7 separate regions of the Mus musculus genome follow, and all the other regions are linked to region 1. A link is a loop called in an ENCODE intact Hi-C map of the cell type or tissue named here. Cell type or tissue: heart. All regions are shown on one strand. Links, peaks and the distances in the headings refer to the core of each region. The heading gives the core; the rest is flanking DNA. Region 1 overlaps Rapgef5 (Rap guanine nucleotide exchange factor (GEF) 5). Region 2 has its middle 79 kb from the start of Cdca7l. Region 3 overlaps Rapgef5 (Rap guanine nucleotide exchange factor (GEF) 5). Region 4 overlaps Rapgef5 (Rap guanine nucleotide exchange factor (GEF) 5). Region 5 has its middle 62 kb from the start of Gm31482. Region 6 overlaps Rapgef5 (Rap guanine nucleotide exchange factor (GEF) 5). Region 7 has its middle 39 kb from the start of Gm31482.

What was found. Peaks named below come from ENCODE experiments on the same cell type or tissue, not always from the same donor. Only the 100,000 strongest peaks of a DNase experiment are listed, where the experiment ranks them.
Region 2: it touches region 1 in a loop (6-fold over the local background); 41 of 42 quality-filtered maps call a loop at or near these places.
Region 3: a loop joins it to region 1, with 2.4 times the contacts of the local background. A loop is called at or near these places in 2 of 42 quality-filtered maps.
Region 4: it touches region 1 in a loop (2.2-fold over the local background); 2 of 42 quality-filtered maps call a loop at or near these places.
Region 5: it touches region 1 in a loop (4-fold over the local background); 8 of 42 quality-filtered maps call a loop at or near these places.
Region 6: a loop joins it to region 1, with 2.3 times the contacts of the local background. A loop is called at or near these places in 4 of 42 quality-filtered maps.
Region 7: a loop joins it to region 1, with 6 times the contacts of the local background. A loop is called at or near these places in 17 of 42 quality-filtered maps.

The regions. Positions count from the first base shown.
Region 1 is chr12:117,583,780-117,588,280 of GRCm38, reverse strand. It overlaps Rapgef5 (Rap guanine nucleotide exchange factor (GEF) 5), which reads right to left. Exons shown (of 26, transcript NM_001373989.1): 5 at 4,070-4,238. Among named protein-coding and RNA genes, the nearest start is that of Rapgef5, 52 kb to the right of the region's middle. In heart, for the core only: no CTCF peak of the experiment used is centred there; a DNase peak (open chromatin) is centred at 1,970.
Region 2 is chr12:117,763,101-117,767,601 of GRCm38, reverse strand. No RefSeq gene overlaps it. Among named protein-coding and RNA genes, the nearest start is that of Cdca7l, 79 kb to the left of the region's middle. In heart, for the core only: no CTCF peak of the experiment used is centred there; a DNase peak (open chromatin) is centred at 2,601; H3K27ac peaks cover 731 bases.
Region 3 is chr12:117,714,872-117,719,372 of GRCm38, reverse strand. Rapgef5 (Rap guanine nucleotide exchange factor (GEF) 5) reads right to left here. Exons shown (of 26, transcript NM_001373989.1): 14 at 3,969-4,066; 15 at 1,141-1,171; 16 at 176-254. Among named protein-coding and RNA genes, the nearest start is that of Cdca7l, 130 kb to the left of the region's middle. In heart, for the core only: no CTCF peak of the experiment used is centred there; no DNase peak of the experiment used is centred there.
Region 4 is chr12:117,700,371-117,704,871 of GRCm38, reverse strand. All of the region lies in intron 11 of Rapgef5 (Rap guanine nucleotide exchange factor (GEF) 5), which reads right to left. Among named protein-coding and RNA genes, the nearest start is that of Cdca7l, 140 kb to the left of the region's middle. In heart, for the core only: no CTCF peak of the experiment used is centred there; no DNase peak of the experiment used is centred there.
Region 5 is chr12:117,401,680-117,406,180 of GRCm38, reverse strand. No RefSeq gene overlaps it. Among named protein-coding and RNA genes, the nearest start is that of Gm31482, 62 kb to the left of the region's middle. In heart, for the core only: a CTCF peak has its summit at 2,473 (motif pointing left); DNase peaks (open chromatin) are centred at 1,620 and 2,470.
Region 6 is chr12:117,656,296-117,660,796 of GRCm38, reverse strand. Rapgef5 (Rap guanine nucleotide exchange factor (GEF) 5) reads right to left here. Exons shown (of 26, transcript NM_001373989.1): 9 at 2,394-2,519. Among named protein-coding and RNA genes, the nearest start is that of Rapgef5, 120 kb to the right of the region's middle. In heart, for the core only: no CTCF peak of the experiment used is centred there; DNase peaks (open chromatin) are centred at 2,806 and 3,666; H3K4me3 peaks cover 2,381 bases; H3K27ac peaks cover 2,380 bases.
Region 7 is chr12:117,424,883-117,429,383 of GRCm38, reverse strand. No RefSeq gene overlaps it. Among named protein-coding and RNA genes, the nearest start is that of Gm31482, 39 kb to the left of the region's middle. In heart, for the core only: a CTCF peak has its summit at 1,821 (motif pointing left); a DNase peak (open chromatin) is centred at 1,783.

The DNA.
Region 1 (4,501 bases), core at 341-4,340:
TTAAACAGCCTAAAGAATGGCTAGTTCGATGGGCAGTTGTGGCACATGCCTTTAATCCCAGCACTTGGGAGGTAGAGGTAGGTGGATTTTTGAGTTCGAGGCCAGCCTGGGCTACAGAGTGAGTTCCAGGACAGCCAGGGCTACACAGAGAAACCCTGTCTCGAAAAACAAACAAACAAAAAAAAAAACCATAACAAACAACAAAAAAAGAATGGTTAGTTCAAATAGTTTACCTGACTCTGAGGAACAGGGTTACCCCCATTTGCCTAGTACTTGACCCTGATGTGCATAGGACAGATGGAAAGCCCAAGCCCAGAAGGGGAGACTGGCCTGCAGAATTTGCATTGATTGGTCCGCTTGGTCCACATATTAAAAGGTCTTGTACAGGCATATTCTTTACTAGCCCCCATGAATTGACTGGTCTTCAGAAGGGCATCTTCTCAGGGTCAAGCAAGGCCCCAAACTGCACAGCCTTTGGGACACAAATACCATGCAGTCAGAGAAGTCCCAGGAAGTTTGTGCAAAGGCTACTTTCAAAAGAACAGGAGTCACAGGGTCAAAGATGCTGATTTGTCCAGGCTAATCAGGACTGAAACTCAACCACTTTATTTAGGAACACAGTAAATAGGCTTGCAGTCATCACAAGGAAGTTTTAAGTGGAGAAAGCCTCCTCTCAGACAGGAAAGACTTCATCTCCTCAAAGTGGCCCCATGCTAGCTACCCACCACATCCCACAGGGCACTCTTTGAAAGAGCAGGGAAAGAAGCAGATACTGTATTTGAATAACTTTACTGTATTAGACCAAAGGTAGGAACTCATAAGCTACCCAAGAGGATGAATATTCATGTGGATAACACACACCAGGTCCCTTAACAAAAATAAATAAATAAATAAATAAATAAATAAATAAATAAATAAAAATTTTCTTTGCATGTCCTCTGTATCCCCAGCATTTGCAATCCTTAACAAGCCTTTTAATAGCATGGATGTTACCTGCTTGTAACTGGAAGGCTACGGTTTTATGTATTCAAGGGTCAAGCACAGACTGGAGCCCAGCCTCTTCAAACTTGTGAGGAGAGAAGCAACATACTGTAGCTGAGCCAGGCTTGGCTTTGAAAAGCATCGACTCTCAATCAGGTTCTTATCAGGAAGAACCATCATACAAGTCAGGATGGAATTACTAGGTTGTCTTTCTTGTTACTGTTAATTTCTCAAAGTTTACTCATTCTCTTCTCCTCCTGTCCATAGGTTTTTTTTTTTTTTTTTTTTTAAAGAGTGTCAGGAAAAAGTCCATTCTGGATAACTTAATTTGGGCTTCTGTTTGAATACGGTACTACAACTGGCCTCTTTCCCTGCGGTACCCTGACAACCAACTCAATCCTTTCAAATTATCTCTTTTGGGGGGAATAAAGACTATTTCACAGAGAGTTGGACATTTGTTTCCTCAAACAGGGCAAGAAGCTTGCACAGCACCACCTCTCTTCCTGCTGGGGACACTGTGGACAACATTCTTTTTTTAAATTATAAAATCCCCTTTATTATTTTTTTCCCTCTTTAAAAATACATTTGTAGAGAACAGATTTGTGTTTATACAGGGACATTAAGTGGTTTTCTGGCATCATTTTAAAGTCATTTAGAAAGGATGGCAAATTAGGGGGCCGAATGTGGAATTGCGTAGGTAGAGCTTAATAGCTTTCAAATATCAAAAAGGTTATTAAAAGCACCACAGGATGGAGTTTTTAGCTCATAAATAGAAAACAAGAATCAAAAGACTTCAGAGGACATTTCAGTTAGAAGTCATAAGAGTGAAAGGACATAAAGCTAAGAGAGGCACAGAAGAACGGGTTTTCCTTTTTAAATTACCAACAGTAATAGCAGTGATTTACCAACCACAAGCCTAAGACAGTCCAAGGACATCAGAGAAACTTCATAGGCAAGGTAGGATGTGGGCTCCCCCTGGAGGGCTGGGCAGAACTTACAGGGGGAAAAACAGGCAAAACAGGAAGCAAAGCAGAGCACTCATTGGCAGGGGAGGCTAACAGTGTGGGCTGAAGACCAAAACAAAGGATCCAGGTTGAAGTCAGTTAAGATGAAAGTATGTGCAGGAACCAGGGGAGGTTGTACAACTCAACTGAAAGAGGACAATGTCCCTGGGTATCTTTTCTTTGACCATCCTTTGTTCTAAGTGGGATAGCGCACAGGATGAATATATATCTTCTATCTTCGCTCTCCAGAAGAAAATGGTGGCTTAGTGACTTTATTTTTCTAAGCATGGTACTTATTATAGGAATAAACAGATCCTTGGGTGTCCAGTGACCATTTGTACCGGTAAGTGACTGTGACCAAATACTCCTGTTCAGGCCAAATGGATGAAACTTGCTGACGAATGTGGCATTCTACAGTCCATTCTCAAGCCAGGATCTGCCATTTGCATCCACAGTAATCAGTATGACAGAAGATTGCAAGCAATCTGGAATTGATACTAAGGCTTGAATTTTTAAAATAACTTGCATTTTTTTAAAAAATTAGGGCAGGTTCAGGAGTTACATTACACAAGGCTATCTCAACCACAGACGTTCTAACTTGCTATCTGGGGGGAGGCAAGATAACTCAGTACCCTCCTGCCCCTTCTTTAATCTGAACATAACCAGGGATTTCTACACCTCTACCATGTATAAAAGACAGGAAGTGGTAGAAGAACCCTATCAGAGAATAGCAGTCCCTCAAGGTTAATGTCAGTCACCATGGCTATGTCTGATTAGAAGGGCATGTCAATCCTTCTTAGAGATCGCCTTGGAATTTGCTGAAATGTGCCTTGACCTCTCTTGAATACATATGACCTCTACAAGGAACATATTAAATAAAGGCCACTGTGTTGCCATAATTCAGTGCCACTGGAATCTACACTCCTATTGCATGGCCCTCTGCCTACGGTGGTGAGGACATAATCACAGGCCTCTAACACTTTCATAACTTGTGCTTACAACTCTCAGAAGGGGTGCTGGGATTATCCCCTAGCTTCTGAGAACACATCATAGCAGGTGTAGAAAGCCGAGGTAATAAAGCTAGACCAATGTAAATTCAACCACTAAAACAGCACTTGTTGTCTGTGTGACCTTGGTCAGGTCACTTGACTTCTGTGCCTCGGTTTCCTCACTTACAGTGCCCGTCTTAAAGAATCTTTCTGAAGTGAAGCCAAAACTGCAAGGCATTCTTTTAGTGCAGTGCCTGACATGAAATATGTGCTCAACATCCAACCTTCCTATCAGAAATGTATCACTAGTATAAGATGTTCCTTTGTGAAAAGACTGAATGAACTATTCAATAGGATCACTTTAGCTAATAAGAGAAAGTTATGTTTGCTGTGGTCGGAGGAGTGCATCTCTTGGAATTTGTAGTCTCTACCTGAAAAGTAAGGGCCGTTCACTTGTCTTAAGAGTTAACGGTATGGGACAGTGTGCTGATACCTGAAGAACTCTATTAGTGATTCAGCTGACATTTCAATCTGCAACTCCTTTCTGAAATAAGCTCTTCACTATTGCCAAGGATAAACAAGGCATGTCATTAATCCCCATACCATGACTCAAGGAAGCCTCTGCTAATTAATTTTAACTATTCAGTGATTCACTCTCTTCAGGTGATAATGATTCACATGTTTTGATTTGCCAAACATGGCTTCTAGATTATTTTCAGAAATGTCTGTTGGACTCCTCCTTAGCACAGTCACGACTTGGACAGTGCCTAAGATGTGAGTTATTATTTCATTCCAACTTCGGCCCCGTCATATGTTTAGACCTAATTTAGATCATCTACTCATTTAGCAGTGAATTAGAAGCATCGTGGTGCAGCTGGTAGAACAGGCATGCCTGGGATCAGAATAGCAATGGAGCCATGTAGGAGCCAGAAGGCATCTTCTGCAGTGTGTCTTACCTCCCTGAACTTGGAAAGAGTGTTCCTACCACTCAAACAAGTGGGGATCTGCAGGCAGGCACAGAGCACAGTCCCAGGACAAAGGAGATCTCCTCTAAGAAAGAGCAGCTTACAGGGGTACCTAACAGCACCTACTCACAGGTCACAGATGCCAGCTCTTGCAGGAATGAGATGCACAAGCTCCAGCAATAGCTTCACTCCCTTCTGCCATTCTTCCTCTCTTTCAAATTCGCAGTACAAGTAGCTGCACTCATCCGAAGAAAACTGGTAGAAAACATAATTATCTTGAAAGTATAGATGTTGGTCCACTGTTCGAAGCAAACAAACAAACAAACAAACAAACAAAAAAAAGTTGTGGTTTAGAGTCATAAATCAGATAATAAACCGAAAAGTCCAATAATTAAGGAGAATCCATAGACAAGGCTGTACTCAGACATCTGAGCTTCATTCATGCTTACACGCCCAATCAAAATGAAAGGATGCACTGGCTGGTCAATTTCACTGCTTGAACTTTGATATATTCACATATATGCTATGTTTTCTGCTTCACAGACAGGTGATGACCAAATCA
Region 2 (4,501 bases), core at 167-4,166, 180 kb before region 1:
TGTTTGCATGCTTGGCCCACAGGGAAGTGTGGCCTTGTTGGAGGAAGTATGTCACCATGTAAGTGGGTGTGATGGTTTGTATATCCTTGGACCAGGGAGTGGCACCATCTGAAGGTGTGGCCTTGTTGGAATAGGTGTGACCTGGTTGGAATGGGTGTGTCACTGTGGGTGTGGGTATAAGATCCTCACCCTAGTTGCCTGGAAGTCAGTCTTCCACTAGCAGCCTTTGGATGAAGACATAGAACTCTCAGCTCCTCCTGCGCCATGCCTGCTGGGATACTGTCATGCTCTCACCTTGATGATAATGAACGGAACTTCTGACTGAACCTGTAAGCCAGCCCCAATTAAATGTTGTTTTTATAATACTTGCCTTGATCATGGTGTCTGTTCACAGCAGTAAAACCCTAACTAAGACAGTGGGCTTTGAGGCCTCCTCCTATGCTTAGGCTCTGCCTTGTGTGGAAGAGAACCTCCTCCTCACAGCCTGTGGAAGATAGACTCCTGTTTGTAGAACTCTTAGCTCATTCTCCAGCACCATGTCTGTCTGGATGCTGCCATGACTCCTACCATGATAATAATGGACTAAACCTCTGAAAGTATAAGCCAGCCCCAATTAAGTGTTTGCCTTTCTAAGAGTTGACTTGGTCATGGTATCTCTTCACAACAATAAAACCTAACTAAGACATCTAGTATCTCCAAAATAGAAGGACTGTTCAAAGTGGCCAGGCATGGCCAGGCAGAGAAGGGACAGCTCCACACCCACTTTCTGCTGCTCTCAATTGCCTGCTCATCCCCATCTATCTCTTGACTTCAAGACCCTATTTGTGCTCTGTCTTGGGTCCTTAGTGGTCTTTGTGCACAATAGAAAATGGAGTTTTTTCTAGCCCTGGAGGCTGGGTAGCATTTGGACAGTGGCCTTGTTGAAAAGTGTGGCCACAGCTGGGCATGGTAGCCCATGGCTTTAATTCCAGGACTAGGGAGGCAGAGACATGTAGATCTTGGAGTTTAAGGCCAGCTTAGTCTATAAAGTGAGTTCCAGGACAGTTAAGGCTACACAGAGAAACCCTGTCTCTGAAAGAAGAGATGGGGAGGAGAGGGAGGTAGGGGAGGAGAGGAGAATGGAGGGAAGGGGAGAGGAAGGGAGGGGAGGGGAGGGGAGAGGAGAAGAGAGAAGAAAGAAGAGATGAGAGTGGTCACAAACTCCACCCACATCACAGAACAACCAATCTGGAAGAGCAAACTTTGGTCTTGCACAGCAGCCTGAATGATGGAAGTTGAGGGTTTCTCTCTTCTAGACCTGCTGTCAAGTCAAGGGGAGGAGGAAGGTAAGAAAGCCTTCCCCAATGTAATTTTTGTGCTTCTGGTCCTTGCTGCTCTGGCAGGGCAGAGCAGGGGATGAATTCTTCGCATCCTAGCCCATGAGACTGCACAGCTGAGCCTCATCTGATCTCTTCTGAGAACTCTGTTCCCAAGCCTTAAGGAAGGATGGGCTAATGGTGCCCTAGCTTCAGGTGTAGCTGTGGAAACCCTACTCCATTCACCATTATAATTTGTGTTCAGGAGTGTGCTGGGATGGGCCCTAGTTCCAGGGATAGAGAGACACCAGGATGCTGGGAAGAGTCTGAGAGGGCTCCCATGGCACCCTAACAGGTCCACCAGCTTTTGACCCCAGTTAGGCAGGTCATCATTATGCTCCCATATATGGTCATCACTCATAGAAAACCGTGTCTTTTACCCAAATCTGTGACAGTTACCATGGCTCTTCCAATAATCACACGAGCTCCTATCATTTTTTTTTTAATTGGGTGCATGGAGACAGGTTGATGTCCGGAGGAGGCTGCCTATTTCAGATGTCCTCACTTGGCTGGGGATGAGCTGCTTGGTTGTAAGGAGGGTCTCTCCTGAGGGGGAGAGATGCCAAGGGTCCACGATGAGCATCCAGGGACTGGATGGCAATAAAGAAGAGTCATTTCAATGAAGAGGCGCAGAATGCAGACAGGGGAAGTCCACCCCTGTGACATTCAGTGCTCCACAGAGATAGGACATTGTGTAGCTCATGGGTGGAGCCCTGAGTTTAGCCTGTAAGTCAATGCTGCCCAGCCAGGATGACCATATGTGTCTCCATAGGGTGTAGCTAGGGTCAGGAAGCAACCAGAAGTGAGGTTTTGGCAGGCTGCAGGGCAGATGCAGCTCTAGGGAGCCAGGCAGGCATCTTCATTCCCCCAGAGGGTGAGTGGTGGGCTAGGAGAATGCTGAAGCCTGAGGTGACCCATCCTCCTTGCTGACAGCTCCAAGGAGACCCTTTCCAGTTAGGCCTCTTACACTTAGACACCTGTGTTTAAGAAAGAAAAAGTGTGTTGCACTGAAAAAAAAAAGAAAGAAAGAAAGAGAAAGAAAAGGCAAGAAAGAAGAGAAAAGAAAAAGGAACGAAAAAAAAGAAAAAGAAAGGCAGAGTAACCTCCAGGGCCACATCCCAGTACAGCTGCAGAGCTGACACAGGCTTTGTAGATAGAACAGCGCCCCCTTGTGTCATTTGATTTAACCAGGCCCTCTGTGAACACAATTTCTCACGTAAATTATGCGCAGGACCAGTATACGTCCACCAGATGTCGCAAATGTCTTAGTTATTATTGGGGCAAAGAGCATGTTATCAGCAATTGAGTATCCGGTGCCTCAGTAAATAAATACATTGTGGACAAGAACTTTCTCAAACTGGATCTTCAACCCCAGACTTTGAAGGTGGTGGAAGGGGGACCAAGGACTTAACCTTATCTTCAGGTTAAAAATGAGTTTGAGCTTAGGCTACATTGCACATGCCCGTAATCTCAGTGCTTGGAAGGCAGAGCTGAAAGGATCTAAAGTTTGAGCTACCCTGGTCTACATAGTGAGTATCAGGACTTCCAGGAATACACAGAGAAATTATGTCTTGAAAACAAACCAACCAACCAACCCAAAACATCATCATCAACATCAAAACTTCTAACATTCAAGAAGCAAAAAAAGGACCTGATCAACAAGAGGAAAGCCATGCCTACTGATGGAAACCCAGCCAACTTCCCAGGGCTAGTGACAACATGGGTCTTGAACCTACAATCACCACTTTACTAAATATTCTCTAAATACATTGTAACTGTTTTTCCTTATCGACGCAGAGGAATATAGTTCTCACCTCTCATCAAGGAAACTTCTCTTTGCAACAGATGAAGACCGTTACAGAAAACCACAACCAATCAAAATACAGAGTGTGGAGCCCAGTCTCAATGGATATCTATATCTATAAAACAACTCTCACACCTAAGGCTCAGGAATCATTGCAGAAGAGGGAACAGAAAGATTATAAGGGACAGAGGATCAGGGAGTTTTCTGCGAGATTGTGTTTCCTAGGAATGTCAGAAGCTAGACCACAGAGTCTCACCATCTTGATCACCTGAACATGAGCTGAACACAAACAATAACATGTATGTAATGTGGTGAATGAGGAGACCCAAGGGGCTCAGCCCTATACAAGGTCTGCAGACAACTAAGGAATGCTGAGAGCAGGAGAAACATATTCTCCAAGAGAAAGCACACCAACGAGTTATTCAACACCAAAAGGTTAGCCCTGAGAATACACACACACACACACACACACACACACACACACACACACACACACACACACATTCACATGCACACCCAGGGATAGGGTCCTGGACTTGGCCCCAACAGTGTACATTCAATGGTGGTAGGACTTGCCCGAGAACCACACCCCTTGCAAGGACACTGAGCATGTCCTGCTGTGTGCTCATTGTGTGAATTTATGTCCTATATCTTTTTCTATCTGCATTTCCTCACCTCTGTTCTCCCTGCTGCTCTGCTAAGCAGGACCTTCTATTCCCTGTAAACATGCTTTAATGATGGCATGGCATCTTTACAAGCAACTGCCTCTAATAAGAACTCAGCACTGGGGATACTCATTTTCTTTGGGTCCCAGTCTCCCCGAGGAAAGTTTATACTGTTAGACTTAGTCTTGTTTTGTGGACTGCTCCTCTCTCTGCTATACCATGCCCTCCCTGTGTTAAGGGAGCAGGCCCTGGTGTGTTGGTGTGCTGGTTCCTAGGGCTTTTATGTGTATTTTATTGCAGACTACGCCCCTCACAAGAGCGCTGAATCAGCACTGGGCACAGGGCAGGAAGGGGCAAGGCCTTCCTTTCCAGCCTCCTCCCTTTTCCCTTCCTGCTCCTTCAGAGGCCAGGCACAGGCCAACTGAACACAAAGGAGTACAATCAGTTATTTCTTACAGCAGTCAAGCCACAAAAACAACCCCCCCCCCCAAACCAACCTACAGAGGCAAGCCTAGGTCTACACCAGCTTAAAACCATAAACAACAAGGGCTCTTAATGACTCCCAGTGCAGATCTCTTCTATGGCTTGTACTGTGTTCAAAACTAGTTGATCTCATGACTCATGATCCTTCACACACACAGACACACAGACACACACACACTACAGTTTAGTACCTT
Region 3 (4,501 bases), core at 139-4,138, 130 kb before region 1:
TCTTTGAAAGAACACTGCATTATCTAAACAAACCTTAACAACCAAACCAAGGAAGAAAAGCCATGCTAATATTTGATATTAGCATTCTAGTCAAAGAGGAATGACTTCCAGAAGTGACAGTTGCAGGCAGGATGTGATCTGTAGGAGGAGGCGACTCTTGTACAAGGCTACTCACTTTCCTCTGTTTCTGCCACAGTTCCTCTGTGCTGGAGCCAGTTCTCCTTAAGACTGAATTGGTGGAAAAGGGCTTTATTCTGTAAAGAAGGAGAAGAAGAACAATGAACAAATGGATTCTGGCCCTCTGGAAAGTCAAAGCTGTTTCCAACATGTTCCAAAAGAACTAGCCAATTTTTTTTTTAACATATAAAATCTACCCATCCAATCTTAAGAGAAAAAAAGTTGGAGATCCTTCAATCAACAAATGTACGCGTCAGGATTGTGAGCCTTAGAGTGGAGCTTGGCCAAGGCCATAGCAGGCATAAAGTTCCTCTGTCTATTCAGAGCCTGTTACTAGAGGAGACTCCAGAAACACCCATGATTCTTTAGGAAGACACTTTCTCCATCCCAACACAGGCTCTGAGACACAGTTGCAACAATCTCAGTTCCTGCCTTTTCCAGTTTGAAGAACTCTGTGAGGTCATTTCCCACTCCCAGCACTGGCTACCAGGGTTACCCACATTCTGCCTAACACTGACCAATGTCCTCTCCTGTGTTCCTCTCAAGTTCGGTGGAAATAAAACACACTGGCTATTATCTCTCTTGTCATGTTGAAAGTGTGAAACTCTTTGGAAGACTTCCTTACTCTCGGAGTAAGAAAATCCTTCACTTAAGATTCTTACTTGGATTCAGAGGGAGGGATATGAGCAGTTTAAAATTCAAAATTTTATCAATTTGAGAACAGCCGGGAAGTTCTGAGACTTTAAAATGCACCAAAAAGGATACACATTGTCGACAAGTCAAAGGTCCATATACAAATAGGTTGGAACACAACAAGGCAGGAAAGTGCAGGCCAGCTGCATCCCTGGATTTCCCAGCTCACCCTGATGGACTAGGGGCAGTATTCACTTTAAGTTGGACAGGGCAAGCTGTGTGAGCCACACCCCCTCCCCTTCTCCCTCAGACAAGAAAGCCTTTGCCTACCTTCTTCTGTGGTGAGTATTCATCAACAGTGCTACAAAGAGAAAGGTAAAACATGAGATTCCCACAGAAGACTCATTCTCAGGAACACTGTAGAGAATGTTAATCTTTAAAGAAGGCGAAGAGGAACCAGTGAGATGAATCACTAATTACCAAACCTGACAGCCCAGGATCTACACAGTGGGATGGCAGAACTGAACCTAAGGGTGGTGCTGAGTTATACAGGAAAGCAGACTAAGCAAGGGGGACGAGCTACAGGGGACGAGCCCATCAGCAGCATCCTCCATATCCCTACCACAGAATCTCTAAGTTCCTGCCTTGATTTCTCTTGATGATAGACTGCAATCTTAAGCCAAGTAAGATCTCTCCTTCTAAGTTGTTTTTGTCAGTGTCTTATCACAGCAAACACTGTGGCATACCCCCACACCCAAACAAGTAAGTAAATAGCTAAGTAAGTAAATAAATAAATGTCATAAAAAAAAAGAAAAAAAAAACCAGGACAAAATAACTCTGGTACAGTGGTGCATGTCTGTAATCCCTTCACTCCAGAGGCTAAGCAGAGGCAAGATGGTGATCTGTCTGTACTACATCATGAATTTCAGGCCAGTCTGGACTACATACCATCTCAAAACAAAATACAAAGACAGAACACATTATTTATTAGTGTACTATGTCTAATGCATCTGTCACTGTGCTCTAAGTTTCAAGTGAAACAGGAGAAAAAAAATAGAAGGTAGCTATTGAACACATGCATTGTGTTTTCTACTTCCAGAAAGTAAAGCTAATACTTGGGAGGAAAACTGGGTCTGTCAGCCTATTGAAACACAGTAGACATGAATAGAAGGTAGGGGTAGGGGTGCTCTTTCTCTCCCCCTACCCTGTTTGAAAAGCAACACGCATTAACAAGAAAGACTTTGTCATGTAGTAATAGATCTGTGGTGGAACCATTTTCTAGCTAAGTAATCCAGCATCGTCTCTAGATGGGTCTGTAGAGCAGAAATGAGGACACCGTGCGGTTCTACAGATGCATCTCTAACCACTGACCCTGCATCACTGGGGGCCCCGATGGCTATCTCCACTCTGAAGAAAGCTGCACACACCATCAGGCTAACCATCCACACCAGGTACTCATCATATACTCAGAAAGTGACACACTGGCCATCCAGAGAACTGTAATGAGCATAACACTGGGGCCCAAGTCTCGTTATAAAATGGAAAGACATGTCACAGTCTTATACTAAATAAGTAAACACCCTTTCTTGGTGTGCGCATATTGAGGACCCCCTTCTGTGTGTGTGTTGGGGATCCCTGTCTCTGTATGTGTTGGGAGTCCCCTTCTGTGTGTGTTGGTGACCTCTTCTGTGTACGCATGTGTTGAGGACCTTGTTTTCTGTGTGTGTGTGTGTTTGGAACCCCCTTCTGTGTGTTGGGGACCCCCATGTGTGTGTGCTTGTGTTGGGGACCTCCTTCTTTGTGTGAATGTGTTGGGGACCCTGTTCTCTCTCTCTCTCTCTCTCTGTGTGTGTGTGTGTGTGTGTGTGTTAGAGACCCCTTCTGTGTGTGCATGTGTTGGGGACCCCCTTTTCTTTGTGTTTGTGTTGGGGGATGACCCACAGCTTTGGTTTGCTAACCCTAACCCTCACCTCCAGCCCAACTGTATCTTAACCCAATTTTCTCATTTCAATTTGCCATTTCCACTCTAATGTAAAATTTTAATGGAATGTACTAGATTTCAGTGACATGGTTAATCTATTTAAGTGCACTAAGCCAGGCATTAAGGTTTCCCAACTGTAACAGCTCTGCCTTATAGTACAGACCTCCGCCAAAGGAGAGATTAATTGTCATAAGGTTTATCTTTCTTTCCCCTTTTGATTCATTTACTAATTTATAATTTCACATCAATATTAACTAGGCTGTTCATATTTAATAGGATACAGACTGTGATCACCATAGTTTATTACATTCATTTCTAAAATACTGTCCCACCTTGCACCTGTTTTCTCAGGATGCAATTCTGACAACCTGAGATGAAGGCTTACGCATGCTGCTTAAGACTAATCTATACATGTCTTTATTTGTAACGGGGACCCTTCACTGCAGTTAAATCAGGCTTTAAATCTCAAACCAGTTATCCGGCTGGCCTGAACCGGCATTCCTAAGAAGTGCACTCACTGTTGCCCAAGTCGTAAAAGTGTCCAGCTTGATGATGCTCTTGCTTGCAACTGCAGGACAAACTGGACAAGCTTGGCAAAGACTGCATCTCAGAACCGAGTAAGGACCCTATGGTCTCATATACAAAATTAACAGAGATGCTGCTAAAACCTAGAAAAGTCAGGTGCTGCCACATTGAAAGATTTACAAGTGGTACTTATGGGACACTTGGGCATGCCAACAGTTAATAGAAGTTGATTTTCTCCAATCTTTCTAAACCGATATGGAAACCTCACAGATCTCATAATACATTGAGCCTATGTAATTCTCTGTGACTCACTGGGACCTATTTATAAGTCCTTTCTTCCCTATTCCATAAAGATTACCCAGAGCCCCCAAACAATAAGCTAAATATGTAACTTAAAATTAAGGAATAATTTACTATTTTTATGTACTCAGGCTGTCATGGCTCATTCTGCTTTGACCATGGAAAAACATAAAATAAAGAAGGAAAGGTCTGGAGTCTGATTCGTTTTCTCTTATTTTGATCTATAAAAAAATAAAAACAAGCAATTTACTGCTAGAAATGCTAAAAATTAATTTTCTCTGCACAATGGCCCATAGTTCTTTCATTTGCTTCTGCGTTCCCCTAACTGCTACGAGCAAAGCTAAATACTCACTGACGGCGGTACACGCCAAGTATCTTCTGAAACTCTTTCAGCTCTTTCTCAAGAATCGGGTACTCATAGACATCATCCAGCACGTTCCTGTATATGGTCTGCGGAGAGGATGGAGACGACAAACGGCAAACATAACACTTCAGCGTGTGTTCGGTGAGGATTTCAATGAAGACAGGGTTGGCCATACAGCTCAGTGGTCAAACACACGTTTAGTTTGTGTTAAGTCCCTGAGTTCAATCCCAACACCGCCAATGAAGAAAAAGTCTCAGGTAATGGCTCTCTTATTCCAGGAAGTAATGTGGTCTCCAGCCACTCAACAACCTGGTTGCTTTTAAAGACTGTAGCAGATGCTGAAAACAGACATCTCTTAGTTGGCTACTACAGACATCCACGAGTAGTTCAGATCTCAAAAGAGAGTATCTGCATGACTGCTTGGAAGGAAAATATATTAAAATAACCAGTGGGCTTAAGAAATAACATGAGTTAAGGCAGAGGGACAGTGAGATAAGCTTTTAACTGGAAGCCTAAAAGGA
Region 4 (4,501 bases), core at 333-4,332, 120 kb before region 1:
CTCATTTTCATGTTAACTGCAGCCAGCTTACTTCTGCAACAGAAATATCTTTTGTGTCTCTCCTCATTGTATCAGTTGAACAGTAAGAGGTATGGTAAGAACCTTTTAATAGGGTTCTTATGCAAATATAATTGAATTAATGAAGTGGATCTAAATATTACCCAAAGGGGTAAGCTTTCTTTTTGTGTGTAGAAAGAAAGAAAGAAAGAAAGAAAGAAAGAAAGAAAGAAATCAAAACCCAAGCCACCCAAAATACTAACATCCGGAGTATGGGTTTACTTAGGAACAACTATATCCATCCACCCCAGTGGTTGTCCGTGCTTAGGAAGGCAGAATGCAAGGAGGTAATGAAAGTATTCATCTGCACAGGGAGACCTCTGACAGCAACCTGCCAACAGCAACGTCCACAGGAGCTTGGTGATGGGAATTCCCAGCGTTCTGCACCTACTCACATTCCCTCAAATGTGCTTAGCACTTCTGTTTCACCTGCTTTTCTACTTCAGGAACAGTTGAATTTAAAGCACCATAAAATAACCTTACTTTAGCTTTGACTTCCGGAGCCAAGAAAAGCTTTGAATTTGAAAGACCCTGTTTTGGGCAGGTTACCATTAATTTGTTGTTGTTGTTGGCACTGACAAAATGTATGTTGTAATTTGATTAAATATAAGTTTTAAAAAACACACACACATTCAGAATTTGAATCATAGGTCAATGCCATTATAGCTAGGGCTCTTTTCAAGTGTTTATTACATTTCTAAACAGCATCCTGATGATTTTAAAAACAGCTATTTAATAGCTTTAAAATGTATTCAATTTCTGCCTACTTTTACAATTTAACCCAAATTTTGACTTTATGTACATGTCAACACACACACACACAGAGAGAGAGAGAGAGAGAGAGAGAGAGAGAGAGAGAGAGAGAGAGAAAGAGAAAGAGAAAGAGAAAGAGAAAGAGAGAGAGAGAGACTCATTTATTTAGTGATATTTATATAGCAAACCTGAAAATCCACCCTTTAAAAGACAGAGACTTACTATAGACAGAGACTTGGGTATGGTTTTCAAATTACCAAGTATATTTTTATTTTAAGTTCTAAAACTGTTAAGGAATCCCACCATCTTTCTTCCTCGGGGATGAATATAATTGCTCTTTTGTTCTTAGGTACTGTCAAACTCACACACTGCTTTAGGAGGCTTTCTGGGAGCATGGAAGAGCAAAGCACACAGAGCCCTCCCCCCAGCTCCCGTCCCTCTGCAGACTGGCACACAGTAGAAGGATATACATGGGGCACCTGGAGATAGTGGGGTAGGAGTCCTCTGTGTAGCTGCTGTCCCAGCCAAATTAGTTGTTTCCAATGTCTGAGCACAACTAGAATCTGTTTCTTGTGTGTGTGTATGTGTGCCTTCCAATCTGTCTGGGAGAATCAGAACATGTCAGGAATTTATTATCAGGCCTGTGGTGTTGGTGCATCCTATAATCCCAGGACTTGGAAACAGGAGGAGGGATGTGATTTCTGAGGCCAGCCTGGGCTACATATCGTACTCTGTAGACTTGTACTTTTGTAAGCCTTCAACTACAACACGGTAGTGAATAGTAACAGAAAGATGGTATATTCTAATTGAAAGCAAACCTAGAAAAGTAGGTCGGAGCTGATTCCCGTTGGGTCTCTAAGAGTTGGCTGAGGGGGCGCACGGCTCCTTTCACAGGCAAAGGGAAATAAGCAGAGGCTTTCGAGGCAAAGAGTAACAAGGAAGTTTCTGAGCCAGCCACTTCAGGACTGTCATAGTGGAGAGGACGGAATAAGGAGAGGGAGCTGGGGTTCCCTCTACAAACTGCAGACTCTGGGTTTCTTACGGTGATCTAACTAAAATAACTAGGCAAAAGTATGAAAGATCAGAACACGAGTTATGGGCTGGTGAGATGGCTCAGTGGGTAAGAGCACCAGAATGCTCTTCCAAAGGTCTGGAGTTCAAATCCCAGCAACCACATGGTGGCTCACAACCATCCGTAATGAGATCTGATGCCCTCTTCTGGTGTGTCTGAAGACAGCTACAGTGTACTTACATATAATAAATAAATAAATCTTTAAAAAAAAAAAAAAAAGAACACGAGTTATGCTAACAGGAGCCGTATGCAGGGAGGAAGCCTGAGGCTATGATGAATTCTCACACATCTCCTGGAAAAAGACAACTTCCGGTCTAGCGCAGGCTGAGCAGGATGGGTTTTTCCTGTGTGGACAATGATTAAAAAAAAAGAAGAAGAAGAAGAAGCAAGTGGGGAAGAGAGAAACAGGGGTGGGAAGCAGTTGTACAGCTTCTGGGTGTTAAATACTGGGAAGAGGTATAACAGCAGAACAGTCAAGGGCCATTGGACTCCGGGTTGTACGGACGGGGCTGGGCTGCAGTCCTCAGTGGGGCGCTCCTTGTTACGCAGAGGGACGTACAGACTAGAGGGAAGAAAGGCTATTCTCATAATCTGCTGCTGCAGTTTGAACCACTCTGCTTGTCCCCAAAGACTTGTGATCCAGTTGTAGGTCTCATTGATTAGAGACAGCAGTTGCTCTCACAATTGAGCCAGGAGGGGAAAAAGTATCTTCATGATCAATGCTACAACATTTCACTTAACAGCATAGATCAGATTGGAAACCGTCAGGGGTACAAAACGTTTAATACTAATTTGTCAGCGGCTACCAATAAAAATTAGCATCCTGGTTCCAAGAGCCACTGGGTTTAATACTGTGACCTCTCTGAGCTACTGCTGGCTCCCATGATTAGCATCACACAAAGACACAAGCTGTGTTCCTAAGTGCTTGTCAAGTAAACATGCTACAGCTTCAGGAACCAGAGGAAAATTTAATTTAAACATAATATCTTAAATTAGAAGCCTGACACATGGCTACTTCAAGCAATTAATAATCATTCTAACAATCGAATCAATTCAGGTCCTGGTGTAATATTTTTAATTCTAAAGCACCAAGAATGTCCAGCCTCTGTACACCAACTCCCCACCACTACCACCACTCTGCTGTTAGGCCAAGAAAACCCAAGTTTACTTGGATCCACACCTGTTCCTGGCTATGTGACAGAATTCCAGTCCATACACAGAAAGACAGAACTAACAATCTTGTGGAAGGACTGAGGCAAGTTACAAATTCATAAATGTTATCAAGACATACAAATTGACTGACTACACATTCAAAACTCAAACTATTAAGCCACAAACGTTTTTTCAAAAGCCAAATTGTGTGGGTTGATATGATTGTGTCTGTGATCAGAAGAACCAGGCAGGAGGGTCAAGAGTTCAAAGTTCCCTTGGGCTACCCAATGAAAACTTGTCTAGGAAGAAACAAAACAAGATGATCAAACAAACAAACAAAAACAACCTAATCAACCAAAAGTCACAAAGCAAATATATAATCCATGCATCCAGCCTTTCCTTCCTTCCAGACAGACAGACCTCTCCTCAAGCTTTACTTGAAACACTGAAAAGCATGAATTACAATTGAGTTTTGCTCACTCTCGCCTAAGTCAAAAGAACTGAACGACCATGAAATGAAAGCTCTATCCATGTGTACTGGGACAGCCACCTGGAAGAAATCCTGGCTCTGACGGCAGAGTGGCCCAAGCAGCAGCCAACACATTTTTCCACGTGTGTTTACATAAGAAAAAGAAAAAAAATACACCATGTTGAATTTACACCATTAGAGTTTTGCTACAGTATGCAGCCATGTCTAATTCTCAGAGGCCCAAGGACATGATTATGTGATCTGGTTCTTAGATTTCTCAGCGGAGCTGGAAGTGAACACAACCTTCACCATGAGTTTTCTGAATCTATCCAGACTGACCTCGGTGCCACTGATCTTGAGAAGCCATTTTATCCACGTGTTCTCTCGTTTAGTGAGAACAGAGGCTCTCAAACAGCATGCACACTGTCAGAAGTGTGAGATGTACATGCCAGATCAGGAATCATCAGTTTCATGGAAGCTGGAAAGCAAAGCCCCCAAGTTCAGCTCAAACTCCACCAAAGGCCTGAGCGTTCATGGTTTATGTGGCCCACTATGAGCAGAAGATCCACAGTTAGGATGGAATGACCATCCGGGTTGGGACTGTTCTCTATGCTGGAGATGGGACTTGTACATTGTACTGCTGAGCCACTTATCCATGCTTTATATTTTCCCTTAGTAAAAACACAGGATAAGTCCCTTTAGTAGCTTGCTATACCACAGCACAGTATGTGGTATCAAGAAAGTCCAGAAAAAAATGCAGAAGGAAAGTACTGTGGCCAAATGTGCTGTGGGACAGTGGACAGTGCCAGGAAACTTTGAAAAGTTGAGTGGGTTTGGAAGCCCTGGCAGCCCATACATACCACAGGACAGTAGGTGCTTCACTAGTTCCTGACCAGGACCCTGTCACATGAGCACAGTACCCCATGAAGAGGGCAGCACTTCAAAGCTCCTCCACATGGAGATGAGGCATCCCTAACATCTCAGACCTAGCCAACTGA
Region 5 (4,501 bases), core at 333-4,332, 180 kb after region 1:
GCCTAGAGGAATTCTTAACAGTATCACCCTGGGCTGGGTCCTGGGTTCTATAAGAAAGCAAGTTGAGCAAATTGTGGGGGAGGAAGGAGCTAATAAGCAGCACCATGGCCTCTGTATCAGCTCCTGTGCCTTGTGTGAGTTCCTGCCCTGACTCCCTTCAATGATGGACTACGATGTGGAAGTGTAAACCAAATAAACCCATTCCACCCCAAGTTGCTTTGGTCATGGTGCTTATCACAGCAATAGAAACCCTAAATAAAACACCTCTACGGGATATTCTAATTTCTAATGTCTGCTTAGGAAATCTAACTGGAAAGGGGCTGGCACACTGTTGCCACTGTGGGGTGTCCCTGTACCTGGGCAGTGGTAGCAACCATGCCTAGCCTTTCAGCAAAATGGAAGGGACAGGGAGATGGAGTGGTTGAAGAGATGTGTCCCAAACCAGGCCCCAAGGACCTTGCCTTGTTTCTGCCCCTTTTGAGTTCACTTAGCATGGTGACCTGAGCCTGTCACCTGCTTCTACTCTCTGGTATAGGACAGAAGGTTCTTTGGTTCTCATTATCATCTCTCAAAGCTTAAGCTTCCCCTCTGGGATGCTTACTCTCAGAAGAACCCTCTCAGACCTGTCCCAGGGAGTTGCCTGCTACCTCTGGTGCTGGACCCCTAGGGTGTTCACAGTCCCCCTCTCCCAGTCTCTCAGGTATCCAGTCAGTTATTTTCAATTCAACACACACCCTTGCTCAAGACCTAGCCAGTTTTCATTTGACCCTGTTCTCCTAGGGTTCTGCCTTGCATTAACCATCATGACTCCTCTGTCCACTCTCATTCAGAGTGCATCCGGTCAAGGCAAGTGGGCACTCTCCCTCTCTCAGTGGGCACCAACATTTCTCTCTAGTCAATGGCTATTTGTACTTCCTCTATGGGTGTCTGTTTGCAGGCTCACACGAGATCCTCAGCAACAGAGAGCATCCTATCCTTACACCTGCTTAGCTTTCCCAGGCAGATTCTGGAAGGCTCTTCCCTCCATCTTAAAGGCTGCTTCGTACAGAGGTAGATGACATCTGTCTTACCTATGTAGACTGTCTTTCTACACAGGTGAGGATGGAAGTCTCACGGATAATCACTATCTACTAATTGACTATTACTTGTTTCTTGGCCACTGAACTCAAACATGAGGGCGTGATCCTGCTCTGAGGGACCTAAATCTGAACTTACACGCAGAGCTTCCCAAGGTTGTGTTGATGGCAGGTCCAGTTTGATATGAGGGCTCCTCAGTCACATGGTATTTTTTTTTAAACACTTAGAAAGGCACACAAACCAGAGCACATTTTGCTGTGCATTCACAACATAATATTTTTCAAAGGGAGAAATATATAGGTAGAACAAGTGTAAAACTGAGAAAATCCTATGAATAACTTTATCTATGTGAGTAACTTACGTCAGGGCTGACCTGGGCCACCTCCCCTGGCAATGGCATGTGCCTAATCAGTTTATGAGAACAGATGATCTGCTACCAAGCCGCCACAGAAACTGCTGTAGCTGCGAGTGCCTCCACCCACATCTGAAACAGGTGGCCAGACTGCTGTCCTTGACCCTGGCTTCCCTTCTGCCTGGCCCTTCCTCCTCTTCCCTCCAGGTGCTGCCCTGTATATTGACTTTTGAGGTTCTGTTCCTCATCCAAACCAGTGCCATTTCCTCTTCTGGTCCCACCCATCCTTCCCCTAGTTGAGAAAGTTCTCAGATTTCCCCTTGCTTGTCCACGATTGTCTGATGGGGGAGGAAAAAAAAGCGAGGGGACTTTATTATCTGAGCCATGGCCTTTAGGGTGTGACTCCCTCCCATCTGTCAGGCCTCACAAGGACAAGCACTCTTGCCAACCCAGAGGCTAAGTGCAGGACAGTGGGAACAGGGGGCATTTGAATAACTACACCTCCCCTTTTTTTCTTTCTACTGTCACAGGAGATCCTTCTTTTAAAAAGAGAAATTCAGCCTTGAAATGCAGACCCAGTGGGGAATTTGGAACTTAGTTCCAATAAAAGGAGAAGACTAGTCCTTCTTTGAAGGCCTGGCCATGACTTCAGGGGAGCCACATCCATATAGATGCGGCTCCAATAGTGCCCCCAAGAGAAGACTGACGTTGACTGAAGCATCCTAGACACAGGGAAATACAGACTTCATCTCCACAGGCTCTGCCCCTAATTTCTGACTCATTGGATCCTTATCAGCTGTCTTCTGGGTCAGCACACAGCAGAATGAGGAAGATTGTGAAGAGACTCAAGACCAGCAACAAGCCAAGACAGCTTCACATTTTGCAGTGGAAAAATTGCAAGTAGATGAAAGTTTAGAGAATGGGTTTAGAGAATGAGGTGAACCGTTGCCAGCTTGAATGAGGCTTCTCCGTTGCATGTCTGCCTTCCTTTTGCCCAGGATGTTTTTGTTGAGCATGAACAATTGCAGCAGGCAATAGCGACATCTGCTGTTCACAACTGCCTCAAACCTGACAAGGAGAAGACTGTGGCTCTCACCCTCCCAGCAGTTCCCTGCAGATTCCACAGAAACCAAGTGCTGCACTCCCCTGTAATCGTCCAAGGTGACATTGGGGATTTTATTTTTAACACAGAAAAAGCAGATAAGGCGTTTTCTTAGCTACTTACATATACTCAGTATAGCATTCTTGGACCAGAGGGACCCACCTCTCCTGTGACAGGGGGGCAGGGTTTAAACATTGTTATATAAGAATAGAACAGGAACGAATGCCTCACAGGTTGATGGGAGATTAAAACAGAAAATATACTTTGCAGGTTAAGGGTTGTGTTAGTTAAAAAGAAGTTTCTGTTTGTTGATGCTAAATCTTAGCTAAGTCGGTTTGCCCTGAGTTAAGTCCTTGCTAAATAAGTTTTCTACTTGTAATTAAGAGTAAGTTCCTGAAGCCGGGCGTGGTGGTACACGTCTTTAATCCCAGCACTCGGGAGGCAGAGGCAAGCGGATTTCTGAGTTGAGGCCAGCCTGGTCTATAAAGTGAGTTCCAGGATAGCCAGGGCTATAATACAGAGAAACCCTGTCTCCAAAAACAAAACAAAGCAAAGCAAAGCAAAGCAAAGCAAAGCAAAGCAAAGCAAAGCAAAGCAAAGCAAAGCAAAGCAAAGCAAAGCAAAGCAAAACAAAAAAAGAGTAAGTTCCTGTAGGTCAGGTCTGATGTAAACTGCTTGTGACCCCATTCTCGAGGTATCTACCCTTGCCTTTGTTTCTTCTCTTTTTTTTTTTTTTTTTCCATTTTTTATTAGGTATTTAACTCATTTACATTTCCAATGCTATACCAAAAGTCCCCCATATCCACCCACCCCCACTCCCCTGCCCACCCACTCCCCCTTTTTGGCCCTGGTATTCTCCTGTACTGGGGCATATAAAGTTTGCAAGTCCAATGGGCCTCTCTTTCCAGTGATGGCCGACTAGGCCATCTTTTGATATATATGCAGCTAGAGTCAAGAGCTCCGGGGTACTGGTTAGCTCATAATGTTGTTCCACCTATAGGGTTGCAGATCCCTTTAGCTCCTTGGCTACTTTCTCTAGCTCCTCCATTGGGAGCCCTATGATCCATCCATTAGCTGACTGTGAGCATCCACTTCTGTGTTTGCTGGGCCCCGGCATAGTCTCACAAGAGACAGCTACATCTGCGTCCTTTCAATAAAATCTTGCTAGTGTATGCAATGGTGTGTTTCTTCTCTTAAATTGTATCTTTTTTAAACAATGAATAACTACCTAACCTCTCTCCCCTGTGAATACCTCGTCTTTCTTATAAAAGGAACTTCAAGAGGAGTGGGTGCCTCAATTTATGGGGAGACAAGGCTGGCAAGTCCCAGGTGCACTCAAATACAGCTTACTCTAATTTGGACAATTGTGGATCTGATCCTTTCTTTCTTGCCAATCTCAGGATCAGCAGAGTACCAGACACTGTTAGCTTTTACTCTTTCCTTTTAATTTCAATTTCTCCTTATATAAGCTAAGATTTGGCTCTGGGTTCTACTCCCTGGTTAACAGCTGTTATACCCTTCCCCACCCCCATGCCTCAGAAGCCTTATGTGAAAAGCTACCAGCACTTTTAACTCTTGTTTGACTTCTTGAGGAAGCTACATTGGAATCAGCCACTGCTGTTTGGGCAGCAGGCACCAGCTACTTTAACATCACAGACTCTGTGCACTCTATGTGACTCTGACTTTTTTGCCCCAGTCCAGGGTAGAGGAGCACTCCTCCAAGGGGCCCCACAGAAGACCCATGATTAGTTCAAATAGGGTCTTTAATTTGCCTGAATCACTAGTCTGTGATTGGAGCCAACACTCTGGGTACTCCATTTCTAGCTGTGTAAGTGGGCTATTCAGCTCACTTTAGGAGTTCACTGGAAGACAGCCTCCTGTGTCTCCCAACAATTGCAACATTAGGCCAATAAAAGGCTTCTACAAAGTATCTTTCCCGCCTACTTTTTGTTAGTAGCATGTGCTGATGG
Region 6 (4,501 bases), core at 335-4,334, 73 kb before region 1:
CTTCAAAGTTACTTTCCTATTTGGACACATGCTCATGAGAGGGATGTTCTGGAACTGGAGAACAGGGCAGAGTGAAAACAATAATCCAATAGACAGTTGGGATTCTAACTTAAATGTTGCCATTATTTACTTTGCTAGCTTCAGCCAGGAAAGGTAGATGAGATTTTAAAATGACAAAGGAAAGGAACCCCGTGCACAGCGGCAGGGCTGGGTCATTACTGTGGAATAAGGAGAGCAAGCAGCAGACTTGGGCTGACATTGCTGAACTGCAGTTTCCTCTGGGGCTGTGTGCTTTAACTGAGCTTCCCTGAGCAGGAGCAGAGGCCTGGGGTTGCAAACTAAAACTCATGAGCACTCAACTTAGCAAAAGTATTGTTTCAACAGATTCTCAAGATACGAGAGGTTAAAATACGGGCAGAAGGCTTGGGGTTTTAGATAATGATTGTAAAAATATCCAGGCGCCTAATATGCAGACATTCCTTTATGAAAAGGTGCATCAGTTTCAGCTCGGTTACTGACTGGCTCAAGTGGGGTCATCCTGCAGATGGAGAGTTAAGCTGGACGGGAAAGTCTGTGTAGGGAAAGGCGTAATTCCAATGTTTGTTTAAACATTTTCCCTCTTAGATGCAAACATCAATCACACGGCATTCATGCAAGAACTAAAACTTCAAAAGGTTTAAAGGCAGCAGCAGCAACAACAACAACAACAAAATAATCATAAGCCAAACTGCAAATCTTCACACTTGAAATTTCTTGATCCTTTAAAAACCTTACCAGTGACTAGCATTAGCTTCAGATTTCTACATTTTGGGGGAAATCTCAATCTCACTAGCTGTAACTATAGTGTTCTGTATATTAATAATTACAAAACAAAGGCAACACAGGTGTCCTGTGAACAGCACACAGAGTTCTGCATAGTTCCTGCAGAATGAGACTCTACCATTTTTCTTTGAACAACTCTGCCCGATTTTGAGTTGTCACCAGTTCAATGCATCTGATTTGCAATCATCCATAAGATACAGCATTCATTTAAAGGACTACTAGGAAGGCAGAACACCAGCAATTGCACTATGATATGTTTTCACACTGTCAACAGACTCATGATGCATTTTGAAATAAAAAGGCACAAGAAAGCTGCTAGTCTCCTAATTAAAATGAATCTAAAGGAATAGAAGCTTAAGAAGTTAATTGAAGCTACATATTAAAATATATAAATATCCCAAGGGTATGACTAGGTAAGGATTAGGCTGCGACACAGGCAAACTATGAAAAGCAAAGGATGCTTTTAACACCTTAAAAAAGTACTTGGACTTCTTGGTAATACCCAGCAAATGGCAGATGCTGAATCTTCCAACTATAAAGCCAACAGGTAGCCCTACAACATTTCAATCTCAAGGCTCTGAAATTATCTTTATCATTCCTTCTACTTGAGATACCAGTCCTTACAGTGCTAAGCTGCCAAACTATTAAAAATATTCCATGTTAACAAGCTGAACAACTAGCCATGGAGGTCCCAAGCCATTGCTTGCTCAGGAAAACCCTGTCACACTTGTATCGACGGACCTGTGGCTGAAAAAGCAAATAGCAGTTTCTTCTCCCCTGGCAGAGTTTGAAAATGTGGGGGAAAAAAAGTTATAGCCAGAGAACCAGAGAAAGACAGAGAACTGATCTCCTTTGTGAGCAGTCCTGGACGGCAAGAGTGAAGTCTTACAAATAACAATCAGAGGATCACAATATGTGGCAAGAGAAAGCAGCTACATTGTCTTCCTAGCCTGAGGGCAGCATTCTCAGCTCTAAGGCTCCAGCTGAATAACGGCTTTGAGGGGACTAAGCAGCTCGTTCCCCACCCCCCCACCCCCCAACCCGGGTTTCACTGTATCCACACAATATCACTCTTGTTGGAACATAGCATTCAGAAGCCACTGGGAAGTCTCCATCCGACCCACCCTCAGTGAGAGCGGCTATAATCTGTTTTTCTGTCCTTATCTATTTCTAGAGACCCAGGGTAACATTCTTTTGGAGATGAGACCCATGACCAAGATGAACACAAAAATACATCAGCACATTCGTTTAAAAAAATTATATTCTCTGTACTATGTAATGGAACAAGGTTTCCAGTGTAAGACCAGGAAGCTCACTATTATGATAGATATGCATGCATTCGTAGTTAAGTTTTTATATAACTTACTTCTGAGAGGAGCTTTCCTACAAACCTAGTCCCCAAATCACTAGATTAAGAGTTCAGAGCATCTACTGTCTTTATAGTAAGAAGGATGCTTTACAAAGGCCAAATCCTAAACAACCACAATAAAATATTTGTGCCTTCATATATACAGCCAAGCAGAATCATTTTCCAGCCATTAGACCCACATCCCCAGGAGGAAAGGGCTTACCTGTTCCAACTTCTCCGATTCTTTTTTTTCTGTCTGTAAAAACTGACAGTTTTCTCTTGCCAGCTTGTGGACCAGCTCAATACGTCCGATATCATCTCTCTCTTGAAGCTTGCACATCACCCCAGCCTTCAGAGTTGGAGAAAATGCGAAGAGATACTTAAATCCACAGTCCCAGGACATGACACCACCACAAAGTTCACCTTATAATAAGCACATTTTAACTGTGACCTGAATTAAATCATGGCCTTCGTAAAAGATTTTTGCCTCTCCAAAGTTAAATCTGTGTTATTTTAATGCAGAGCGATACCATGCTAGAGACTTCAGATTGAGAGCATGTATCAGTCTACTTTAAGAGCTGGAAGGGCAAACTAAATCATTTGCTACTACGTGTGCGCCTGATATGCTGGCATTTGTTTGTTCCTGACAGCCTGTTTCCTGTTACATAAGCAAAGGCTAGCAAAAGGTTAAAAATTCATGGGAAAGTTAGCCAGGAACCATTCTGGCAAAAAGGGTGAAGTGATACTGAGTCCTAAAAATAACAGTCTACAACTTCCCAATTCTTTAGCCGGAGTGGATCATTCCATGGACAAATACAGTTAGCAAGAAAGTTATGGGATAAACTTTTTTCACAACTGGAAAATTACTATGAGGACATAAGTAAAAGCATTCGTGAGCCTTTAGAAACAATTCACTAAGCATCACACATTTCTTTATATATTGAGTTCTTAAGCAGGAATAATATAGGAAGATGGTGACTCGTTTAGAACAGGAAAAAAAAGAGGCTATTCTAACACAGAGACTATAAACTATTTCTACTCAAGTCCTTTCTCAAATGGTTCACACAGACAAACTGAGGCATGATCTAATAAAGAAACCTGAAGCTAACTTGGCAAAATTAGTCAAAACCATTGAATCTTTATTTACCCAATATAACCTACAGGATTTGAATATACTCAGCAATGTGACCAAATATGGGAAGGGGATTTGTGAGAGCTCCCAAGTTTCATGGTCTTAGCAGTTTGTATGAAAGTCACCCCCACATTGCTGAGTGGGTATCACAGAAATACAACCAGACATGCAAAACAACAACTACAACTTTATTTCCAAAGGCTCAGAAGAAAGAAAATTCTCCAAGTAGCCATCACAGACCCCTAGGGGGTAGCGTGCAGAATTCTCCCACTAAAGTGTATGGCTTGTGCTTATAACATTCCTCATGAGTGGCGTTTTAGTTTCTTTCCTAAGTTGCCTTGCACAAGGACCTCATCTTATCTTAAGACATCCTGTACACTGGTGGAAAGCCAGAACTGCTGGAAAGTCCCGTACAACCCCAGAAGTTATTTAATGTCAATCCATGACCATAGTTTTCCCTTTTAAAGCAACTGGAACAAGGGCTATCCCTTATCCAACAACACAATCTTTCTAGTATTAAACATACATACTTATTGCAACATCACTTAATATTTTCGAGATACATATCTCTGGGTGTCTATTTTATTTTATACATTGTTCAATAGACTTTGAAAACCACCCACTTAAATCCTAGAGCTATAGGATTAAACTCCTCGAAGTCCCTCACATACCTCCAGTTTGCACTCAACAGAGGTTATAACACAAACACACACACACACACACACACACACACACACACACACACACAAACACATACATGAGAGAGAGAGACAGAGACAGAAACAGAGAGACAGACACAGAGAAAGAGATAACAGAGGCAAGAAAGAGACAGACAGAGAGACAGGAGAAAGAGAAACAGACACACAGAGATACAGAGGAAGAAACAGAGAGACACACAGAGAGAGACACACACAGAGATACAGAGAAAGAGACACACACACAAAGAGACAGAGGAAGAGACAGAGACACAGAGAGATACAAAGAGACAAATAGAGAGACACACACGCACAGAGAGAGAGAGAGAGAGAGAGAGAGAGAGAGAGAGAGAGAGGTGGTATATGACAGGAAAGAAAAATAAAGTGTAAGGGGGGGGACAGAGCAATAATTAGAGGTCACCTCTGAACCTGGAGATTTTCTAATAAGATGGCATTTGAATAGAAACCTAAAAGAAGCAAAGAAAAGATGGTGTCAACCCCCAA
Region 7 (4,501 bases), core at 254-4,253, 160 kb after region 1:
CAGATGACACATGTCCACACAACTTCTGTTTTCCATTTTACCGGTAGAACACCACAGCTTGCAAGTGTTAGACTATTTGCCCATTTGTTTAGTAAATGTCTCTAATTTTGTGACCAGTAGAGTAAGAGAAAGCTGGGGACACCTGACAGGCCAGAAACGGTCTCTGGATTTCTTTTCTGCATCTTGAACACAGTTTCAAGTTTTCAATTTCGATCTAAAGGAATCACTTTAAAATATGTTGTGTTAGCAAAATGCCCCAGGTTCTGGTAGGTGACATGACAGCGTGACCTGAATAAAGATGTCTTTTCATTTTTTTCTCTCTTATCCTGAAAATGCCAGTTTCAACAACAACAAAAAAATGGCTAAATGTGACAAAAATTGTAAGTGACTTCTATGTGCCTTCTGGTTTGGGCACTCTCCACACATTTTTCTGCTGCTGTTGCTGCTAAGGAAGCAAGCCAGACTGTGTCACATTTCCCATGTTGGGCCCACATTCTTCAACTGCTGACCTCTGAACCCATACCATTTCTGTTCTTGATCCCTGAGGACCATCCTTCGGGTACTCACCCATTCCAAATGCAGCCCCACATCCTCTGAGCATCATGCTGCTTTGCAAAGTGCTTTTCATTCTGCGTTCATCTCTCGTGGCTTTGTTACTGTTCTTTTCTTGTTGATAGAGTCTCACTGTGCCATCTTTACTGGTCTTAGATGTATGATTCCCCTGCCTTTGCCTCCTGGGTACAGGTCTGGTTAATAGCAGCAGCAGTAGTAATAGTAGTAGTTGTTATTGTTTTCCCAACTTGATATAAGCTAGAGTTATCTGAGAAGAGAAACCTCAAAAGAGAAAATGCCTCCATCAGACTGGCCTATAGGCAAGCCTGTCAGAAATGCTCTTAATTAGTGATTGATGTAGGATGAACTAGCCCACTGTGGGCAGTGTCACTTCTGAGCTGGCTTTGTGAGTTGTATAAAAAAGCAAACTTAGCCAGTAAGCAACATCCCTCCATGGCTTCATCAGGTCCTGCCTCAGCTCTTCTTGTTGATGGGCTGACTATATCTAACCTGTAAGCCAAATAAATGCTCCCCCACCAGTCATGGTCTGCATCACAGCAACAAAAAGCAAATTAAGATGGTGCTGGTTGGATCTAGTGCTCTCAAATCTTGACTGAAAGCATATCATAAATATAACCAGGGTTGGGATTAGATGGCGGCAAATTCCATCTAAACTGTCTTCAGAGTCAGCATGCAAACTGGAAGATTGCAGATTACCACCATGACAGCACAAATCGATCCAAGAAGTAGTGTTTATACCGTTCTGGCTACAGTTGTTTTTTTTGGGAAGTTTATGAACTATTCGCTAGGGAATAAGGACTATGGACATAGAAGAGAATCCTGCATGGCATCCTCAGGCTGGCAGTGAGATTAGTTAAGAATGGCTTAGCCACTACACCAGAGAGATTTTTCTGTGGGGCCTCATCTTTGGAGTTGCAGGATGAATCATAACCACTGTCAAGACTGCATGTTATCAACTGATAGATAACATGAGCAGGGTGGGATTTCACTGGCTGATAGCATGAGCATTGTGGGATCTCACTGGCTGCTAACATGAGCATAGTGGGATCTCACTGGTGGACAAGGATGGTAGGGGCGCTGTTCTTCAGTACAGCTAAGGAGAGGTTACTGCTAGGATGAGTTTGCAAAGTTGTAAGGGGGGGCATGCTCTGGAGCCAAGGCAGGTTCTATCTGCTCTCTACCTGGGCCACCAATCCCAGGGCCACCCAGAAACTGAAGAGCCTCTTCCCCCAGCAGTGGCCCTCTAGTGCCCTCTACTGGAACCAGAGTATTACTTCTGCTCACTTGTTTTCTTCCTAACTACTGTATGTATCCATATATTATAAATAAAATACAAAGGTTTAGAGAGAGAGAGAGAGAGAGAGAGAGAGAGAGAGAGAGAGAGAGAGAGAGAGAGAGAGAGTCATTGTGTAGCCCCCAGAGGCCCTAAAACTTGCTGTGTATCTATACCAAGCTGGCCTTGAATACGTGGCAATCCTCCTGCCCATGCCCCTTGACAATGACAACTTGGATTATAGGTGTGTGCCGTCATGTCTGGCCAATACATTTTCTTGTTCACTTTAAAGGAGGAATCTTTAGAAGAACCATGCTCCTTATTCAGAGCCTATATAGAAAGATGTATCTGGACCTGGGAGGCAGCACACTGGCAAATGCCATAGAGGGCTAGCTTGCTAATGGCAACTGGCCAGGGAGACCACCTTCTTTCTTGGCTCTGATAGTTCCACAACACTGAATGCCCAGCTATGGGGAAGTTTATACCTCTGCCCTGGATTTCAAGGACTTATTTACTATCCAACATAGGTGTTAATATGGGCACTGGTAGCCTTGAAGGAGGTAGCCTTGAAGGAGGTCATGTCAGTTTCCAGTTCAGTTTCATTGTGTTCTGTTGTGGGAGTGCTGGTGATTGAAGCTAGGGCCTCACACGTGTATGGCAAGTACCAGCCTTATCCCTCACTCTCAGAGCTACAGGTCCCCCTCCCTGTCCCCCACCCCCTCCCCCGCCCCCAGCAGTCTTGAGATGAGGATGCTCTGTGCTCTGATTCCCAGTACCTAAGTGAATTCTCAGGGACAGCACTCCTCTAGCTTTTAACTGGTCTTGCCAGCTCTGTGTCTTTGTTCATTATTCTGAAGGTTCAGCCCTCATGCTCTGCTCCCCACTGTGAGAGCAGCAGGATCTGCTACAGGCTCTCCTGCAGGCTCCTCGATAGCCTATCTGCTGTAGGCTCTCTGATGCCAGCTCTGATGCAGGAGTAGTCTATTTTTCTTTTCTTTTTCTTTTTTGTTTTGTTTTTTTTTTTTGTTTGTTTTTTTGTTTTTTTGAGAAAGGGTTTCTCTGTGTAGTCCTGGAACTCACTCTGTAGACCAGGCTGACCTCGAACTCAGAAATATGCCTGCCTCTGCCTCCTGAGTGCTGGGATTAAAGGCGTGTGCCACCACACCCGGCATATTTTTCTTGTTAGGACAATCGGTTATTGTGAGAGCGCATATTCTCAAACTGGAAGACCCTTTCTTGCAATAGTGAGTTAAATCCTGTCTTAAGTGTTGGGATCTTAATCTTCTCGGCTGTTAAATGGGGTTATAATCACCTGCTCCTGGGGCTACAGAAGCATTCACTAAATGAAATGATCTGAGTACAGTGTTGGACCGTACCAGATGCATGTTAAACATTAGGTACCAGTTACCGTGACTGTGCTGCGTTGGTGGCCGAAGCGAACTACGAGCTAAGTGGTTGCCTTCCTCACAATGGTAACCTGTTTGGAACCATTTACATCTGCTACCATTACTTTATAAATGACATTTCTAAGTGTCATTTATTAATGGCTTAAAGGAGAAATGAGTGAGTCTAGGATTTCTTTCACTCCGCCTGGATTTTCTCCTGGAGCAGAGAATTCATGAGGGTTTGCTTATGATCTTTCTCCTTTCTCTTTAATTCAGTGGATGATGGTGTTCATTACCCACTTGAGGTAGCATTAGAATAAATTAATATTAAAATATTTAAATGTAGAGCACTGCATTAGAAGCGCTATTAGGAAGATTTATCACCTGCAGTGAGAACTCAGTGCTCCATTAGCTCCAGAACCTCCCCAGGAAGTTTGGAGACCCCAGTTCAGATCATTACCTCAGTCCCGCTTCCCCTTTCTGTCCCCAGACTGCTGTCTGGACATCTGTTCTTGGGCTTACTGAGGGTCTGCTCTGCTAACTCATGTGTCAGATCAGACACCTGCGTTCAGCTGTGTGCTCTTTGGTATTATTAGCCGGTGAGCCGTGTCAATGAGCCGTTCAGGTACTACGGCCTGAGCTGAACTGTGCCCTCTTCTAAACTCACACGGTAGTGTCCTAACTCCCAGTACCACAGAGGCTGCTGTGTTTGAAGATAAGGACCTAGGCAGTGGCAGCTATGTTAAAAATTAACCCATTGTAGTGGACTCTAATCCAATTTTATAAGTATGACTGGCATACTTATAAGAAGCAGAAATTGAAGTACAGAGATAAGAGTGTGTGAGCAGATGAGTGTCAAAGAGGCAGCAAGATGGCAGCCTTCTGCAAACTGGCCACAGACCCTTCCCACGGGGCTTTTGGAGGAAACCAACCCTACCTATACCCTGATCTTGGACTTCCTAAAGTAATCTGTTATTCTGAAACAAATCCTAGTTTGGCATTTGTTGCAGCCACTTTAGCAAATGGATACTGTTAGCAAAGCAGAGACATCAAAAACCTCGGTTACTGGAAACACATGATGTATTCCAGAAGCAAAACAACTGTGAGCTATGTTTCCAACTGAGGGCAGAGCCATGGAGGGATTGGAAGTACACACTCGGGACATACACAGCCTGACCCAGACCCTGCACTTGCTGGCAATGAGATCCTGAGCAACTTGCCGTGGTGTCCTGAGCAAGAACATGCTGGAACAGCACCTCCCTCACAGAGC